Linked DNA regions of Mus musculus: region 1 is linked to region 2. A link is a loop called in an ENCODE intact Hi-C map of the cell type or tissue named here. Cell type or tissue: gastrocnemius. All regions are shown on one strand. Each heading gives the region's core, and the rest is flanking DNA. Links, peaks and the distances in the headings are about the cores only. Region 1 holds the start of Cabin1 (calcineurin binding protein 1). Region 2 holds the start of Vpreb3 (pre-B lymphocyte gene 3).

The links. Peaks named below come from ENCODE experiments on the same cell type or tissue, not always from the same donor. Only the 100,000 strongest peaks of a DNase experiment are listed, where the experiment ranks them.
Region 1: a loop joins it to region 2, with 4 times the contacts of the local background. A loop is called at or near these places in 4 of 42 quality-filtered maps.

The regions. Positions count from the first base shown.
Region 1 is chr10:75,761,192-75,767,848 of GRCm38, reverse strand. It overlaps Cabin1 (calcineurin binding protein 1), which reads left to right and starts at 3,492. Exons shown (of 37, transcript NM_172549.3): 1 at 3,492-3,824. It also overlaps the pseudogene Gm19326. In gastrocnemius, for the core only: a CTCF peak has its summit at 2,498 (motif pointing right); DNase peaks (open chromatin) are centred at 2,524 and 3,484; H3K4me3 peaks cover 1,732 bases; H3K27ac peaks cover 1,630 bases.
Region 2 is chr10:75,947,942-75,954,598 of GRCm38, reverse strand. Vpreb3 (pre-B lymphocyte gene 3) reads right to left here and starts at 6,299. Exons shown (of 2, transcript NM_009514.5): 1 at 6,190-6,299; 2 at 4,942-5,456. The coding sequence starts at 6,241. The coding sequence ends at 5,137. It overlaps Gm40698 (a long non-coding RNA gene), which reads left to right and starts at 40. Exons shown (of 2, transcript XR_871837.3): 1 at 40-356; 2 at 575-749. Gm5134 (predicted gene 5134) reads right to left here and starts at 85. Exons shown (of 14, transcript NM_198635.3): 1 at 1-85. The coding sequence starts at 27. In gastrocnemius, for the core only: a CTCF peak has its summit at 2,679; DNase peaks (open chromatin) are centred at 2,646 and 3,535; H3K4me3 peaks cover 1,206 bases; H3K27ac peaks cover 230 bases.

The DNA.
Region 1 (6,657 bases), core at 592-5,591, 190 kb after region 2:
CATCTTGCTGACCAGGAAGTCTGGAATGGCTCCCTACATCCCCTTCTTTTTTTCCTTCCAGTTCCACCCCAAATCTATCCTCCCCTTGCTCCTCCTCTTCTTCTCTCCCCTCTTCCTGGGTACCACACTACCCTGGGACATCTAGTCTTAGCAGAACACACTGGCTTTCTTTACATAACTTTTGTCTGCTCTTTCTTTCGTTTTCTCTCTCTCTTTCTCTGTTTCTTTTTCATGTTTACAATAGACATTTATTTAAAGTGAGACATAGGTAGAGCAAATATTTCTTAAATTGTGATTCAGATTGAAATAACTTTGTAGAAGTATGGTGAGACCAGGCACACCCACAGATCTTATCTAAAAGATCACTTCTTCCCCCACTCCTCTCTCTCCTTTCTTTCCCGAATAACCTCTTTTAGATAGGGTTCAAGGTAGAATTTGTCCTCCTCATATGTTGTCCACTGATCCTTAGGCAAGATCCTATGCCTCATAGTCAGGCTCTCTTAATTCGAAACAGCCTGTCATAAAGGTCCTCAGGAAGCCTTCTTATGGCTTCTTTTACATCTTCAGTTTCATGTAGTGTAGCATCTCGCATTATCCCCAGTTTATTGAATCCTGCAGCGTTATAATACCACTTTCGAAAACCATCCAGCCACTTGCTTGATGCTGCAACAGCAGATTGACCCGCCATTTTGACCTAAGAGTCTTCTGTCTGCTTTCATACACAACCCAGGATCATCTGACTAGTGGTGGCACCTCCCACAACGGGCTGGGTCTTCCCACACCAATTATTAATCAAGAACACACCCTCTAGACTTTTTATAGACTTTGCCTAGAGAGGAATCTGATGGGCGCACTGTCTCAGCTGAGGTTCCTCTTCCCTGGTGACTCTAGCTTGCTTCAAGCTAACAAAGCAGCTAAGCAGGGCGGAAAGAAAGCTGTGCATCTTCTAAGTTTGAGAGGCTGACTGGAGCTCATTTAGTTTCTGAGACTGATAAGCCAACCTCTTCTCTCTACCAGCGGGTGTTGGAATTCTGAGGACACCTGAGGATGGCACTGACATGGACCTCTCAGCGGGAACTCAGCGGGAATGGAAGACAAACAGTCTTACCATATTGAATCTGTCACCCCTACCACATACACTGATATTACCTGTCGGCTTGCATAGAAAGGTCTCTCACTTCTCAAATGTTCTCCCCACCCCAAGGTAGCTCCGAGCTATCTCTCTGTCAATTCTGTTCTGTTTGAGGCTCTGGCATGATCAATATTTCTTTCACCTTTGAACCCTTACCCTGTAGACCCCGGCATGGGGTCTATTTTTCAAGAACCGAGTGATGGAAACTGGATCCAATAAGCATACTATACTATTCGTGCTATATTTGTGGTTTTGAGAATGGCTCTTTCTAGGTGGCCCTGACTGACCTGAATCTGTTGTGTAAAACAGGCTAGCCTTGAACTTGAAGTGATCCTCCTGCCCCAGCTTCCCGAGTGTGCACAGGCAGAAGTCTCACCACCAAGACTCACTGTTTACACAATTTTAATAATTTTTCTTTCTGTTCCTCTACCCTCTTGCAGTCTATACTTTTTTTTTTTTCTTTTATGTATGTGGGTACACTGTCGCTGTCTTCAGACACACCAGAAGAGGGCATCAGATCCCATTACAGATGGTTGTGAGCCACCATGTGGTTGCTGGGAATTGAACTCAGGACCTCTGGAAGAGCCAGTTGGTGTTCTCCAACCTCCAGTCTATACTTTTCTGAAGTCAAAGTTGGTAATATATTTTTTAACCTCTTGGAATATTAATAAGGTTGTTTTCTTTGTACCAGACTGATTGAATTATGCACCATGATTCTTACTGTTAATGTTTTCTTTTTAAACAAGCCTTGCTCCCCCGCCCCCCGCATTTTGTTGTTGTTGTTTGGTTTTTGTTTTTCTACACAGGGTTTGTGTTACCTTGTGTTACCCTGGGTGTCTTGGAACTCACAGAGATCACCTGGTCACTCTGCCTCTGCTTCCCAAGTGCTAGGATTAAAGGCGTGTGCCACCATGCCCAGCTTTAAATAAGTTTTCAAACTCTTACAATATGGGGGAAAAAAGCCGTAACATTCATTGTTAAAAATTTTATGTGAGCTGGGCAGTGTTGGCACACGCCTTTAATCCCAGCACTTGGGAGGCAGAGGCAGGTGGATTTCTGAGTTCGAGGCTAGCCTGGTCTACAGAGTTCCAGGATAGCCAGGGCTATACAGAGAAACCCTGTCTCAAAAAACCAAAAAAAAAAAAAAAAAAAAATTTTAATGTGTTCTTTCAGAGTTCCTGAGTTCAATTCCCAACATGGTGGCTTGCAACCATCTGTAATGGGATCCGATGCCCTCTTCTGGTGTGTCTGAATACAGATATTGTGTACTTACATTCATAAAGTAAACAAACCTTTTTTTAAAAAAAATTATGTGTATGAGTGTTTTGCTTGCATGTATGGCTGTGTACCACATTGTGCAGTTCCAGAAGAAGCCAGAAGAGGGCGTTGGAGATCGTCTTGAACTCTTGAACTGAAATTACAGCCGGTTGTGAGCTGTGCCAATGCTGGTCTTCAAACCAAGGTCCCCTGGAAGAGAAGCCAGTGCTCTGAACTGCCAAGACGGCTCTGCAGCCCCTTAGTGTTATTTAAATCATTCTTGTGGGATACTTTGCCACCAGGGATTCCAGCAGTGTGGAGCTCCTCCCTAAAGGGTTGCATCAACTCCCAAAATACTAACCTCTCCTTATCAGGTTTTTCTGCTCAAAAACCGGTAAACTTCTCTGACACGTTTCTTAAGCGGGTCTGCTCCCCCGCCCTTTGGTTTTTAAATCATTTGCGTTTCTAAGTCGTTCATGTATCTAATCCCTGCTCTTGGGAGACAGAGGCAGGCTTATCTTTGTGAGTCGGAGAGCCTGTAAATACGGAGTTCCAGACCAGGCAGAAGAGGCGAGGCCTGGGCACCATAACAAGTTCCAGCTCCCTATCTAGTTCTGCTTGCGTGTCGCTTGGGTTTCCAATCATTATCGTCAGAACACCTGCTCCGGGTCTTTGGCAGCAATGCGCTTGTTTTAGTGAATGGGGGGGGGGGGGGTTCTAGTTTGTAAACTCGCGTTCATAAAGCGTGCGTGCAAGTGGTAGTATGTGATGGCCAGTAACCTTAGCAAGCCGGAGTCCGAAGCCGGAGGATAGCCACGAGTTCGAAGCTAGTTTGGGCTGCACTAGTGAGACACTGCTTAAAACAAACCAGACCAAAATAAAACACAATAGCAACAACAAAACCAAAGCAAAATAAAACAAAACTGTTAAGTCCTGCAGGTAGCGGAGCGCAGCAGCAGCAGGCAGCAGCGTTCCCACGCGCGCGAGTCAAAGACACAGCGCACAGCGAACCCGTGGGTCCGCCCAAACAGCCTACTCCGATTGGCTGATAAGGCTGACACTTCAGCCAATGAGAGCGTTCCTTGTTGGTTTGTCGCGCGCAGGAGTCTGGGAGCTCCGGCCGTTGCCCTGGAGACGCCGGTCGAGTTCCGGGGAGCAAGGGCTGTGTGTGTCTGCTAAGTGTGCGCACGGCTCCCGTGAGCGCGAGGAGGTGGAACCACGCGAGAAGACCCGCTCTTCCCCTTCCTCCCGGGCGCGGTGGGCCGAAGCCAGGCTCGAGACCCGAAGGCACGGGCGCGGGTCTTCTGCCCACGCTGGCTTCTTCTCGCTTCCCGCAGCCTCGCCCGGTGGCGCCTAGGGTGGGTCACAGTGACCGCAGCTCGAAGCCATCCCTTTCGGTGCGTCCTTTCGTTCACCTTCACCGCAGCCCAGCGAGGTGAGTGTGATGTGAGTACCATTTCCAGGGGTGGAAACTGAGGCCGAGGGAAGGTTTTAAACGACTTTAAAGTTCCGGTGCGGCTTACCCCGACTGCAGCCATTCTGCTCAACACCCTCCATGGAGGAGGCAGGTAGAACGACTTCACCTGGCGCTGTCAGGTTTCTGCACTTGTGGACTTTGCCGCTTAACTCTTCAAGACGTGACTTCTTATAGGTCATCAGTGTGGCCTATTGAACCTCATCTGGGTAAAGTTCCTTCTATGTGATTGATTAATTTGCTTAGGAATAAAATTTAGAATGATCTCCTTCAGGGGTTGGCACACTCTTGTAGATAGATTTATATTTTATGTTGTAAATTTAATTTAAAAAAAAACAATACTTTTAATGGTAAGTGTTTTAGATTTGGGGTGGCTGTTCAATTGTTTCATTAATAAAGTCAAAGACAATATATGAGACAGTGTGTCACTATAATTTTATTTATAGATACTGAAAGCTGAATGGAAATAATTTTTATGTAATTGTCATGAATCAAGAGGTTGGTTGGTTGGCTGGTTGTTTTCCTCATTAGAAATGTAAAAAAGAAAAAAAAATCCTCCTTTCGGGCTGTATAATAGCAGTGGATGGTGAACCTACAGGCCATGTCTAGACCAGCATGTCACATCATAGAGGAAACAGGCATAGAGAGGGGCATTTATGTTAAGTCAGTCTCTCACACACAGTTCTACCATAACCTCAAGACTGCCAGAAGTCAGGTGTCATAGTTAGGGTTTTACTGCTGTGAACAGACACCATGACCAAGGCAAGTTTTATAAAGGACAACATTTAATTGCGGCTGGCTTACAGGTTCAGAGGTTCAGTCCATTATCATCAAGTCGAGAACATGGCAGCATCCAGGCAGGCATGGTGCAGGAGGAGCTGAGAGCTCTACATCTTCATCTGAAGGCTGCTAACAGAAGACTGACTTCCAGGAAGCTAGGACTAGGGTATAAAATCCCACTCCCACAGTGACACACCTCTAACAAGGCCACACATCCAAATAGTGCCACTCCCTGGGCCAAGCATATGCAAACCATCACACTGTGTGTAATGGTGTGTGTGCCTTTAATCCCAAGCACTGTGGAGGCCGAGACAGGTGGAACAGAGCAAGTTCCAGGATAGTCAGAGCTACACAGGGAGACCCTACCTTGAAAACTCCCTTATCCCTGACAAGAAAAATTGCCAGGCTCCTAGACCCTAGTAGGCCCCTTGGTTGCCTTTCACTAACTGGATGGCAGAGCTGAGGGCCATAAATAGCTTTTCTTTACTATGATCTTAAGCAATGGAAACTTCATAGAGTTTGGAAACAGACCTGCTATGTCAGTGCACGCTTTTAATCTCAGAACGCAGGAGGCAAAGGCATGTGTTTATCTCTCTCAGTCTGGTCTATATAGCAAGTCCAGGCCCAGTCAACTGGCACTACATAGATTCTGTGTTTAAAAGAAGAAGAAGAAAAAAAAGGGTAGGGTGGGGGTTAGAAACTTGAGATTTTTTTTTTTTTTTGGAGACAGGGTTTCTCTGTGTAACTCTGGCTGTCCTGGAACTCACTCTGTAGACCATGCTGGCCTCGAACTCAGAAATCCGCCTGCCTCTGCCTCCTGAGTGCTGGGATTAAAGGCGTGCACCACCATGCCCGGCGAAACTTGAGAATTTAAAATGTGTTATTCTTAGAAAACTGCAACAGTTAGGCTGGGAATTGATAAGTGATTATAGATTAAGCATCCTAGTCTGAAAATCTTAATTTCCCCCAAATCCAAAACTTTTGAGTGCAGAGATGACTGTGGAAATTCTGTACCATGATACTTTGTTCCATGTACAAATTATTAAACATTTTATGTAAAATTATCTTCCGGCTATGTGCATAAAGTATATGATGAAGTAAGTTTTGTGAAACTAGGATGTCCTTGAATTTGAACCATCCTTCAGGTTCCTCATTCTCCTGAATGCTGGGATGACAGGCCTCCAATCCCAGCTTTAAAAAAAAGTGTTTGATTAACTGATAGATTAATCTTGTGTATGAGATGACGGTGGGGCCTGAGTGCCGCAGCACCATTGGAGCTCAGAGGACAGCTTTGTCCATGTGGTTTCCGGGGATCCAATTCCTGTTCCTTTATCATCCTAGCCATCTCGCAGCAGTCAAGGCGTTTGCTGTAAGCATCACTTCTTAAAGGTCACACTGTCTGCCAGCATTGACCCACCGAGGCCCAGGAATCTTTTGGGGAACATGCTGAAGTTGACCCTCAAGCGCAGCACATGCACACTGGAGTGTAACTCTGGACCTGACCTCTCTGTGGCAACATGTGCTGCTTCCTCTCATTTCATCCCTTAAGGCTTTATGTAGCATGTGTTATAGTTTGTGTTTATAACATTGGATAAAGCTTATTCTCTTCTTAGCAGGTTTTTTTTTTTCACTTTGTACTTAGGTAGTCTTACATTTTTATTTTTCTAGATGGTCCTTGATGTCATCTTGTCTGTTATCTCGGTTTTGGGGGGCACTGCATGAGGTTTATGTGGTAACTTCGGGAGAACTGACACCTTGTATCCTACCTGAGGAGAAGAGATGCGTTACACAGGAGTCACACTCTGAGTTGTGTTCTACAATTTTCCCTGTGTACATTGCAGATCTCTTACTAAGGACTTTATCTTGTTGGTCCTGCCAATAGGATTTTCTGCACTATCATATTGTCTATTTATGGTTTGTATGAATCAATTTTTACATTAAATTATCATTATTATCTTTAAATTATTTTAATTTTAAAATTACGTATGTGTGTGGGTATGTGCACATGATGTGG
Region 2 (6,657 bases), core at 742-5,741:
GCCATGGTGGCTCTCCGCGGGGTCCATGGCAGCGTTTCCGACACAGGGAAGCACTCGCAGCCCGAACCCTAAACAACGGTTTTGTACCCGGTTCCTGCTCTGGTTCGCAAGGCATCCTGGGAAAAGCCACTGTGCGGCCGAGAGGCTCTGCCACCAAATTCTTCCCAGGTGCTAAAGACTACTTCCCACTGGTGGCGCACGCCTTTGATCCCAGCACTTGGGAGGCAGAGGCAAGCAGGCGGATTTCTGAGTTCGAGTCCAGCCTGGTCCACAGAGTAAGTTCCAGGACAGCCAGGGATACACAGAGAAGCCCTCGAAACAACAACGTCAACAACAAACCTGGGGCTGTGAGGCTGGTGAGATGGCTTAGCGGTTAAGAGCACTGACTGTTCTTCCGGAGGTCATGAGTTCAATAGGGAATGGAGGGAAAGAGAGAGACGGAGACATACCGGGTGTGCGGGAGGAGGTCAGGGGAGGGAAGGAGAGGGAGAGAGGGAGCCTTGCCTGGTCAGTCCCTATGCAGTCTCTCCATCATTAGCCACAAAGGATCATCCTTGGCTAAATTTTGGCGCAGGTGGGACTAATGTGGGACAACTGAAGAAGGGTCGTTAATGACGTCTTTATGAGCTATAGCGGATCATGGAGCAGATTTTGAAACCAGTAACATCTCTTCCGTCTTCATTTTCGGTTTATATTTGATCTTAGTGGATGTTCGCATTATTTTTAATTAAAATGTGATATCAAACTGGTATCTACCTCAATTCCATTTTTCTTTTGTTTTGTTTGTTTGTTTGTTGTTTTTGGCACTTAAACTGTGTGCCAAGGCGCTTCCTTTGCTTATCTCACCACAGCCACAGCTCTGGATGGCAGAGCTAACCTCAGGAGCCGTGCCATTTTATGCAAGTAAATTTTGTTTTGTTTTGTTTTGTTTTGTTTTGTTTTGTTTGAGACAGGGTTTCTCTGTGTAGCCCTGGCTGTCCTGGAACTCACTCTGTAGACCACACAGGACTCGAACTCAGTGATCTGCCTGCCTCTGCCTCCCAAGTGCTGGGATTAAAGGCATGCACCACCAACTCCCGGCTTACAATTCAACTTCTTAAATGATTTATTTTCTCTGTATGGGCTGGGCAGGGAAGAGCTTTCTCTTCTGCAGTCTCAACCCTGGATCTTGTTTCTTTTCTGGGATGGCAATCTTCTTTCTCCCTCTCCCGTGTTCCTTGTCCGGGAATTCTAGAAGTCCTGCCTCTGTCTCCCTGCCCAGCCTTTTGCCTCCGGCAACTGTATTTACCAATCAAAGCCAAGTAGGAGCAGGAGCCCTCAGCGTCTTATGTGTCGAGGTATGAATCCCCCTGTAATTTTGGGAGTCCAATTAACATAATACAAGCAACAAACCAATGAACAAAGACCAATGAAGGAATGCCCGAGTAACAGGAACACCCTTCTTGTATGTCCTTTTACACGGACTGCGAACCAAAGTTGTGACTTAGCTTTCAGACTAGTCCCTTCCTCAAAAGATCCAGATGTGAGGTGGGTCTTCCCCACTCAGATGATTCAATCAGGAATAATCCCTCATGGCTTGGGGTTTAGTTGATTCCAGATGTGGTCAAGCTGACAAGCAAGATTAGGCATCACGTGACGTACAAATGTATATAATACATACAATAACGGGCTATTTGTTAAGTAGAGGGTGGTAGATGTCAGCTGGGGACTGCAGTAGCAGTGCTGCTAGCTGACTGCAATAAATGGCAAAGATTTCTACCTGGATGGGAATAATCAGAATCGCTAGGACTGACTCTAAGTATGAGATGTGCTTCTCGACCATAGTGCTCCTCCCATACATGAAATGACTTGTCTCTTGAATTTTGGGTGAACATAGTCGTTTCTGTTGCAATATTTATGTGTGTGTGTGTGGGGGGGGTTATTGCTGTATGTACATCTGCACACCAGAAGACGGCACCAGACAGTTTCAAGCTGCCACGTGGGTGCTGGGAACTGAACTCAAGACCTTGGGAAGAGCAGTCAGTGCTCTTAACCCCCAATAAGTCTTTTCCATTTCTCCCTGTGCATGTACACACACACACACACACACACACACACACACACACACTCCGTCTTTCTCTTTCTCTTCCCCTCTGTCTCCTTCCCCCTGGTGACTTCTCAGGCCTCATTTGGTCCTTGGGACCAGTGAATCCACCTGAGAGCTGATTACCATTAAACCTGCCTTTGTATATTTTAATTTGGCTTAACTGGCTCATTTCACCATTGGAGAATAAGTAGCTTATCAAAAACATTTTCAAAAATCTCAGAAGCTGGGCAGTGGTGGCGCATGCCTTTAATCCCAGCACTTGGGAGGCAGAGGCAGGTGGATTTCTACCGAAGTGAGTTCCAGGACAGCCAGGACTACACAGAGAAACGCTGTCTCGAAAAAGAAAAAAAGAAAGAACATCTCAGGATTACCCTTGTAGTAGACCACACTGGAAGCAAAAAATCGTTGGTTGTAATTTTAAATTACAAATTAACTATTAAATTGGGAATTTTTAGTGCTGAGGGATTAATAGGATTGGGGTTGGATTTGATCGAAGTATGTGATATGCATTAGAGCCGCCAGGGGGAGATATTGCTCCAAAAGATAACTCCTAACCTCAGGAGTGAAATCACTCTGGACTAACGGAGGGAGACCTGTGGTACCTCTCCAAGTATTCAATCTTCCCTAGAAAGAATAGGCAAATTTAAAGAGAAAAACACCCTTGAGATGGGGGAGTTCAGTCCCTGTTTCTCTTCCCACATTCTAAGACACGGTCTGAAATTGCTTAGATCTCCCACATGGTGTCGCTGTCTACCCATAAATAAGCAAAAAAAAAAGTCACGCTTGCTTTTTTTTTTTTTTTTTTTTAAAGTTATTTATTTGGGTTTTGAGATAGGATCTCGTGGTTTAGCTTTGACTGTCGTGAAACTTGTTATATACACCAGTATAATCTCGAACTCACAAAGATCTGCCCATTGCCTCAGAGGCCAGTTGGCAATCCTGATTCAGGCTCCCAAGTGCTTAGGGTTCTCCGTGTCCTGCAAACGCTCTGAGTGGTCAGAGCATTTGACCATTTTTTAGTAACCCTGACTGAGAACGTGTAGCAGTGCCACACTTAATGAGTTTCGAGATGGTGAGTTGCTGGAGAGTAAGGGAGGGGTGAGACGACCACGGAGTTCTTTATCTGCCCCCCACCCCCACCCCACCCCACCACTCTGTTAAATGTTTCCAGACTGAAAATCCAAAGATCTGGAATCCCAAACCGCCCACCTCTCTCGGGAACTCATACCCCCCACCAAAGCCTAGCACAGGCAAACGCTAGGCTCAATCACGGTTTCTAAGCTGGATGAGAGGCCGCAGATCCGCGCACCGAGCTCCCCGCAGATCGTGCGCCAATTGGGGCACCCTCGCGGTGGTCCAACTGAGCCATAGGTAGATCTGGTGGTGGAGCGGGAAGGACCAGTGGAGAGGACGCAGGGGGGCATCTGGGCAGGGACAGGACCACCAGCTGGCCGGCGGGGCGGAGCCACATCCGACTCCCCCAGGGCCTGGAGCCCTGCTCCCCAGGTGTCCCCCACCCCCAGCACCACCCCAGCAAACTACCCTGCCCTTCCCCACCCGTGGGCACTTCCGGAACCACTCTAGGCCTCAGGAGGTCTCATCATCTCTGTGCTCCTGCTGCTGAGCCTGGCCGCTGGTGGCCTGGTGTCCCTAAAGCATGTTCTAGCACAGCGGAGCGGAGCCCGCGCTGGACGGAGCGCACAGGAAAATACTGAGGTTGGGAAAGGCGAGTCTAGAGCCTCCAATTACAGCTGAACCTTCCTTGAGGCTAGGCTCGAGATCCTTTATTCAAAGGTAATCCTGGCCAGACATGTCCCCCTCCCCCACCGCTCATATAGGACCACAATGAGGTGAAGGTGGATGAAAGCAAGAAGGGCGAGAAGAGTGTAAGCTAGACCCTTCTGGGACTCCGTAACCCCCAAACGCGGCATCTGGATGCTCATCTCCAGAAATGAGGTACTTCTTCAGAGCCCTGGCGAAGCAGCTGGATACGTCTGTTTTTATGCACGTTTTTTATGTGTGTCTCTTTGCTTTTTATATCCTGGGGGTTGAGCCCAGGGCCACTGTTTATACTTTTCAAATCCTCTTATCGCTGATCTGTGACACCCTCACCCCCACCCCTGCCAGCCCAGGAATTTTGTTTTGGTTTGAGACAAGGGCTTGCTATGTATCTATCCTTGGCTGGCTGGAACTCCCTCTGCAGACCAGCCTGTCCTTGAATTCACAGAGATCCACCTGCCTCTGTCTCTGTGAGTATTGGGATGAAAGGCTTGTGACACCACACTGGCTCAGGAATGTTTTAGAAAGCTCCAGTCCCACTCGGTTCTGCTTCTAACAGCAAAGTTTGCCCTCCAGTCAATTGTGGCACCCCTTGGCCCGTGACTGCTCAGGTGTGGTAACCCATCTGTGGGAAAGCTTCCCTCAGGGAATCAGTAGAACACACTGTTTCTGAGCAGGGAAGGATGCTGCATAATCTCTTACCTGCTTTCAATATCCTCATTTCTGCCCCTCACGGCCCTTCTGAGAACACCTGCCTCTAACCATCAAGATCTTTGGGAACCTGCCCGGAGACTTCAGAAAAGAGGCAGGGCTGCCCCTCCCCTCCCCATCAGCATGAACTCCATGGGGACCAGCCACCCAAGAACCATGAGCGTTGGACCACAATCAGCCATGCAGGACTTGGGGGCGGGGGTTCGGGGGAGGGTGGCAAGTGTTGGTTCCTGTTTCACTACCTTCAGGTCACTGGAAGGCCAGGAGGGAAGCTAAACCCCTAAGGGATAGGGACAAAGCTGGGCCACATTCCCTAAGGGTCTCAGGTGTTTCCTCTTTAGACAACAATCATCAAAATCCCAACCTCCACATCCTCCAATTTGACATTTATTTTATTTATTTGTTTACACAGGATCTCACAGTTCTCAGGACAGTGGTTGACCCGTCGAGTGTTATTAACTCATTTCACAGAGGAAGGAAAGAAAGCAAGACTTAAGAGAAAAAGAGGAGGCCCAAGGTCAGGGGGCAGACCTAGGAGACAGAAGATGTTCAACCCAGCCCTAGGGTTCAAAGGTGTGGGCGATGGAACAGAAGTAATCGGCATCATCCTCCGGGAGCACGGGGCTGATGGTGAGGATACAGGCGTTGTGGGCTGCATCCACGGTAGCTGAGAATCTGTCGGGGATGTCAGCGGGCCGATAGTGTTCCTCTTCTGCGTAATAGTAGAGAAGATGGGGAGCACTTCCTGGCTGCTGCTGGTACCACGACACCCCAATATCTCCAGCGGTGGCATGCTGGGAATTGATGGTGCAGCTGAGATGAGCGTCTTGGCCTGGGAAGACTGAGAACGCGTCAGGCTGGGTCAGAGTTGGCTGAAAGACTGAAAAAGACACAGACCCACTAAGGGCTAGCCTGGGCTCCTTCCTACCTTGCTACAAATATTTTATCAGACTGCAAAGATTCCCACTCCCAAATATTTTTCAGAGCCTAGTGCCCTGGATGGTTCTGTGAGACATAGTTTGCTCCATCTACCGTTCCGGTTTCCTCTGTGAATGGGGGCTTGTGAATAAGTGACCCCTAAATTAGCATTACTGTCCTGTCTCCAAGAATCCATGTTCAGTTGAGAGCCTAGTGTTCAAGTGTGACCTTCTAGGTCCCCCTAGTACCTACTACCCTCCTTCTCTCTACCCTTACCCCTCAATCTAATAACTCAACCTCAGCTACAAAGTAACTGCCCTCCAGACCTCTCAGAATGCTTAACTGTCATCCTTGACTTTCAAACTGCTGGCCACAGAGGATTGCCTTAAAGGATCTGTGGAGCAGGGGGCTGCCCATCTTTATTAGCCTCCTCTCTGAGAAACAAAGGCAAGAAGTTGCCCTCTCCTCAGAGACGCTGAAGGACCACAGTCTAAGCAGACCCACAAATTGGGAAGCTAAGGTCCACACGGAAAGTGGCTTTCCCCTAGTCCTGGACAGAGTTGCCTACAGCCGGCTCTCTGCTCTACCCCAATGCCTCTCCTAGGATCCACCCCCCTTACCCTGTTGATTCACTTCTTTGCATGAGTTTCCCTGAGCTGGTGCCAACCCCCACCTCGTTCCTGGATGTGCCGTACCTGCCACAAAGGTTCCTATCAGGAGCAGAGGCAGGCAACCAGGGCAGGCCATGGCCAGAAGCAGAAAGGCCGACCTAGAGTTCTGCAGTACTGTGCTCCGGATGCTTGTAGTACAGGGATGGGGAAGTCTCTGGACCACAATAGAGCATGCAAATCAGCCCACTGACTGAAGGACGACACATGTGTCTGGGGCCAGGGTCAGGCCCTATCTTCCAAATGTCCTGGCATCTCAGCCAGCAGGAGATCAGAGCCCTTCACATCCATTTGCAGGAAGTTGGCATTCCCCAGACAGCCTCTCATACCCTTTCCTAGTGTATATCTACCTGTAATGACTATTTCTGGTGGTCAACTGACTATATCTGAAATGAACTATGATCCAGAATTGGAGGGCACACCTGTGATTCAGATCTTGTGGCTGGAAGACACACATTTCTGACCTGGATTTGGCTCAGAGATCTTGAGGCCATA